Regions from separate parts of the Homo sapiens genome. Here region 2 is linked to region 1. A link is an interaction called in ENCODE POLR2A ChIA-PET data of the cell type or tissue named here. Cell type or tissue: A673. All regions are shown on one strand. Each heading gives the region's core, and the rest is flanking DNA. Links, peaks and the distances in the headings are about the cores only. Region 1 overlaps RBP7 (retinol binding protein 7). Region 2 has its middle 5.9 kb from the start of KIF1B.

What was found. Peaks named below come from ENCODE experiments on the same cell type or tissue, not always from the same donor. Only the 100,000 strongest peaks of a DNase experiment are listed, where the experiment ranks them.
Region 2: POLR2A ChIA-PET joins it to region 1 with 7 read pairs; 2 of 35 experiments call an interaction of 5 or more read pairs at or near these places.

The regions. Positions count from the first base shown.
Region 1 is chr1:10,005,963-10,008,876 of GRCh38, forward strand. RBP7 (retinol binding protein 7) reads left to right here. Exons shown (of 4, transcript NM_052960.3): 2 at 1,608-1,786; 3 at 2,211-2,312. Among named protein-coding and RNA genes, the nearest start is that of RBP7, 10 kb to the left of the region's middle. RefSeq lists a silencer at 1,335-1,535. In A673, for the core only: no CTCF peak of the experiment used is centred there; a DNase peak (open chromatin) is centred at 1,449.
Region 2 is chr1:10,203,249-10,206,162 of GRCh38, forward strand. No RefSeq gene overlaps it. Among named protein-coding and RNA genes, the nearest start is that of KIF1B, 5.9 kb to the right of the region's middle. In A673, for the core only: no CTCF peak of the experiment used is centred there; no DNase peak of the experiment used is centred there.

The DNA of each region.
Region 1 (2,914 bases), core at 318-2,817:
ACCCTTCCTCAGAGTCCCAGGGCTCCCTGGATTTCTGCCTTAAACTATTTTCCCAGAAATCTGTGTGGCTTGATTCTTTACTTCTTTCAGCTCCCCGCTGAGACGTCACCTGGCCATTATTTAAAATAGTGGTGTTTATTTCTAGCTACATAATATGCTCAAAGGCAGTAAGTGGAACTGGGATTCCAAACCCTGATCTTCATCTTCTTAGCATTCCATGTTTCCCTGTGGAACTCTTCTTTAAAGCTTATTTAAGAATTCTAGCCGAGCAGGGTGGCTCATGTCTGTAATCCCAGCACTTTGGGAGGCTGAGGTGAGAGGATTGCTTGAGCCCAAGAGTTCGAGACCAACCTGGGCAACATAGTGAGACTTGATCTCTACAAAAAAATATTTAAAACATTTCCAGGCATGGTGGCATGTGCCTGTAGTCCCAGCTATTCGAGAGGCTGAGATAGGAGAATCACTTGAGCCTGAAAGGTTGAGGCTACAGTGAGCCATGATTGCACCACTGCACTTCAGCCTGGGTGACAGAATGAGATCCTGTCTCAAAAAAAGAAAAAAATTATAAATACATAGTAGTATATAGCTGGGTGTGGTGATGCAAGCCTGTAATTCCAGTTACTCAGGAGACTGAGGCAAGAGAATTGCTTGAACCCGGGAGTGGAGGTTGCAGTGAGCTGAAATCGTGCCACTGCTCTCCCCAACCTGGGCGACAGAGTGAGACTGTGTCTCGGAAAAAAAAAAAGAAAAAAAAAAGTATATACGTGTGTGTGTGTGTGTGTGTGTGTGTATATATATATATAGAGAGAGAGAGAGAGAGAGGTATATACATGAATCCAGTGGTTTTTGAGTTTTGTTTTCATTCTTGTTGAGAAACTGTTCAAATGCTCTCTTAATTCAAAGTGTAAATACATAAGGCAGAAAAAGGCAGAGTTATGACTGAGGCTGGGTTGGGGGGCCTAAGCCCTGTCCCTTTGGTTTTCTTTTTCTTTCTTTTTTTTTGAGATGGAGTCTCGCTCTGTTGCTCAGGCTGGAGTGCAGTGGTGTGATCTTGGCTCACTGCAACCTCCGCCTCCTGGGTTCAAGCAATTCTCCTACTTCAGCCTCCAAAGTAGCTGGGATTACAGGTATGTGCCACCATGCCCGGCTAATTTTGTATTTTTAGTAGAGATGGGGTTTCTACATGTTGATCAGGCTGGTCTCAAACTCCTGACCTCAGGTGATCCGCCCTCCTCAGCCTCCCAAAAGTGCTGGGATTACAGGTGTGAGCCACTGCACCTGGCCTACAGTTTTTATTTTTTTATAGAGACAGGGTCTTGCTATGTTGCCCAGGCTGGTCTCAAACTCCTAAGCTCAAACAATCCTCCTGTCTTCTGTGTCCCAAAGTGCTGGAATTACTGCACCTGGCATTTGCAAACTTTTTAATCAGGCTGTGGTTGGCAGTTTGCCAAGACGATTCCTTGTAGATCTGATTTTGGCAGCAAACAACATAGAAGTCGTACAGGAAATGCTAACAATTACATGTGGTGATTTTGAGAACAGCTACCAAATTCTTCACTTTTGTATCTCAAGCGAATGTTCAAATATTTTTAAAAATTATTTTTAAGGTATTGACTTTGCCACTCGTAAAATAGCCAAGTTGCTGAAGCCACAGAAAGTGATTGAGCAGAATGGGGATTCTTTTACCATCCACACGAACAGCAGCCTAAGGAACTACTTTGTGAAATTTAAAGTTGGAGAAGAATTTGATGAAGATAACAGAGGCCTGGACAACAGAAAATGCAAGGTAAAATGTAAAGAAATGCCAGGTGCGGTGGATTACGCTTGTAATCCTAACACTTTGGGAGGCCAACGCAGGCGGACCACCTGAGGTCAGTAGTTTGAGACCAGCCTGGGCAACACGGCAAAACCCTGTCTCTACAGAAAAAAATTCAAAAAGTAGGGGGGCGTGCTGGCAGGAGCCTGTAATCCCAGCTACTTAGGAGGCTGAGGCAGGAGAATCACTTGAACCCGGGAGGTGGAGGTTGGTTGCAGTAAGCCAAGATCGTGCCACTGCACTCCAGCCTGGGTGACAGAGTGGGACTCCATCTCAAAAAAAAAAAAAAGCAGTAAGTAGGCTGTTGATTTTGCAAGGGTAACTTGGCATTCTACTTCGTAACACTTGAGGATCCTGCCAGGACAAGCTAACATTTTCTCCTCTCTTCATGCAGAGTTTGGTTATCTGGGACAATGACAGGCTCACCTGTATCCAGAAGGGAGAAAAGAAGAACAGAGGCTGGACCCATTGGATCGAAGGAGACAAACTCCACCTGGTATCCACCACATTTTGTTCTTAATGAGATGATACAGTATTAAAGGAAACATCAGGCCAAGCGTGGTGGCTCACACCTGTAATCCCAGCATTTTAGGAGGCCGAGGTGGGTGTATCACTTGAGGTCAGGAGACTAGCCTGGCCAACATGGTGAAACCCCATCTCTACTATTTTTTTTTTTTTTTTGAGATGGAGTATCGCTGTGTCACCAGGCTGGAGTGCAGTGGCGCGATCTCGGCTCACTGCAACCTCCACCTCCTGGGTCCAAGCGATTCTCCTGCCTCAGCCTCCCGAGTAGCTGGGACTACAGGCACGCACCACCACACCCAGCTAATTTTTGTATTTTTAGTGGAGACGGGGTTTCACCATGTTGGCCAGGATGGTCTCGATCTCTTGACCTCATGATCCACCCGCCTCGGCCTCCCAAAGTGCTGGGATTACAGGCATGAGCCACCACCACACCTGGCCCATCTCTACTGAAAATACAAAAATTAGCCGGGCATAGTGGCGCATGCCTATACTCACTCTCATCTTATATTAAATGAAACAGCCGAATATTCCGACAGAGGCAGGAAGATAACATGCAAATACTCATGGAACAAT
Region 2 (2,914 bases), core at 214-2,713, 200 kb after region 1:
GGTCAGGAGTTTGTGACCGGCCTGACCAATATGCTGAAACCCCGTCTCTACTAAAAATACAAAAATTAGCCGGGTGTGGTGGCACATGCCTGTAGTCCCAGCTACTCGGGAGGCTGAGACAGGAGAATTGCCTGAACTCGGGAGGCGGACGTTGCAGTGAGCCGAGATCACAGCACTGCACTCCAGCCTGGGTGACAGAACGAGACTCCGTAAAAAAAAAAAAAAAAAAAAAATCAGCCCTAGGCCAGGCATGGTGGCTTACACCTGTAATCCCAGCACTTTTGGAGGCCAAAGCGGGCATATCACTTGAGATTGAGACCAGCCTGACCAACATGGTGAAACCCCATCTCTACTAAACCCCATCTCTGACTAATACAAAAATTAGTCAGGTGTGGTGGCAGGTGCCTGTAGTCCCAGCTACTAGGGAGGCTGGGAGGCTGAGGCACGAGAATCGCTTGAACCTGGGAGGTGGAAGTTGCAGTGAGCCGAGATTGCGCCACTGCACTCCAGCTTGGGCGACAGAGCCAGACACAGTCTCAAAGAAAAAAAAAAAATTCGGTCCTCAGCAAACTAGAGACTTGCTGTGCTTATTTCCTGACTAGGTAGCAGACCAATTCTAAAGCATCTTCCAGTTTTGATTTTCTGATTCCAAATAACCCTGGCATAAGTGGTGCCACTGTACATTAATATTAATGAGTTAAACCAGATTGCATCCTGTTTGTTAAAGTACTCATTGGCAAAAAACAGAAAATTTATTGATTTAAGCTCCTTATTGTCATTATTTAATTCAGTGTTTAATAGATACATACTTACATAAAATAGACATTAATTAATATTTATAAAGATTTTGCATAGGAAAGCATATATTTTCTAGATTTAATGGGGTAGAGAGCTGCCTAGTCTCTTAAGTCCAACAATGTAAGCAGTTCCTATTTTTACTCATGCAACATGATCTAGGACTCAAGTCCATGTGTTACCTGACCTTGGTTAAAATAACTGGAAAGTAATTCTCTTTATGGGCATGGATGGTCCTGTAGAGGATTTTGCCAGAAATGAAATTGGGCTCTTCCCACATTTTTGTCAGTGCAAGAGTCGGCATGTGGCAGTTTTGAGTGAATATGGACTCAGTCAGGAAGGGATTTCCATAACACATTTACCAAATGTGTGGCCGAGACGCGGTGGCCTTTTACAGTGCAGGCTGTGAGACTAGGGCATCTGAAAACCAGGTCAGAGAGAGAGGATTATGGCTTGCTGTCTCCCACCCACTCGGCTCCTCACACATGGCTCAGCTGCTGGGGATCGGTCCCATGCCCTCTGATGTAGCTGCCGACCCAGTCTGCAGAGGATTACTGGTGGCATCACAGCTGGGATGCCTCTGGACAAATATCTTTTTTTTTTTTTTTTGAGATGGAGTTTCTCTATTGTTGCCCAGGCTGGAGTACAATGGCACGATCTCAGCTCACTGCAACCTCTGCCTCCTGAGTTCAAGAGATTCTCTTGCCTCAGCCTCCTGAGAAGCTAGGAGTATAGAACTGTGCCACCACGCCCGGCTAATTTTGTATTTTTAGTAAAGATGGGGTTTCACCATGTTGGTCAGGCTGGTCTCAAACTCTTGACCTCAGGTGAACCACCTGCCTCAGCCTCCCAAAGTGCTGGGGTTACAGGTGTGAGCCACTGAGCCTGACCTATCATTTTTTAAGTTATGAAGTTATTTACTTTTTTACAGGTGGGGTCTTGCTCTGTTGCCTGGGCTGGAGTGCAGTGGCTATTTACAGGTACAATAAAAGTGCACTGTAGCCTAGAGCTCCTGGGCTCAAGAGATCCACCCACCTCAGCCTCCCAGGTAGCTGGGACTACAGGTGCATCCCACCTTGCCCAGAATAAATTACATATGTATTTTTTAAACAGGTAGTAAAGTATAAAAACTAACATGATGGCCTGGTCAGTGGCTCACACCTGTAATCCCAGCACTTTGGGAGGCCAAGGCGGGCAGATTGCAAGGTCAGGAGTTCGAGACCAGTCTGGCCAACATAGTGAAACCCCGTCTCTACTCAAAATACACAAAAAATTAGCTCGACGTGGTAGTGTGAGCCTGTAATCCTAGCTACTCGGGAGGCTGAGGCAGGAGAATCACGTGAACCCGGGACAGGGAGCTTGCAGTGAGCTGAGCTCGTGCCACTGCACTCCAGCCTGGGCAACACAGTGAGACTCTGTCTCAAAAAAAAAAAAAAAACGAACATGATACCCACCCACATACACTGTATTAAACACCGTATTAAATAATGACAATAGGCTGGGCGTAGTGGCTCATGCATGTAATTCCAGCACTTTGGGAGGCCGAGGCCGAGGTGGGTGGATCCCTTGAGGTTAGGAGTTCAAGACCAGCCTGGCCAACATGGCAAAACCCCATCTCTACTACAATTTTTTTTTTTTTGAGACAGAGTTTTGCTCTTGTTGCCTAGGCTGGATTGCAATGGCGCGATCTCAGCTCACTGCAGCATCTGCCTCCCGGGTTCAATCGATTCTCCTGCCTCAGCTTCCCGAGCAGCTGGGATTACAGGCATGTGCCACCATGCCCGACTAAGTTTGTATTTTTAGTAGAGACGAAGTTTCTCCATGTTAGTCAGTCTGGTCTTGAACTCCTGACCTCATGCGATCTGCTTGCCTCAGCCTCCCAAAGTGCTGGGATTACGAGCGCGAGCCACTGTGCCTGGCCATCTCTACTAAAATTACAAAAATTAGCCAGGTGTGGTGGCACATGCCTGTAATCCCAGCTACATTAGGAGGCTGAGGCACGAAAATTGCTTGAACTCAGGAGGCAGAGGTTGCAATGAGCTGAGATCGCATTACTGCACTCAAGCCTGAGCATCAGAGTGAGACTCTTTCCCAACAAAACAAAACAAAAAAGACAATA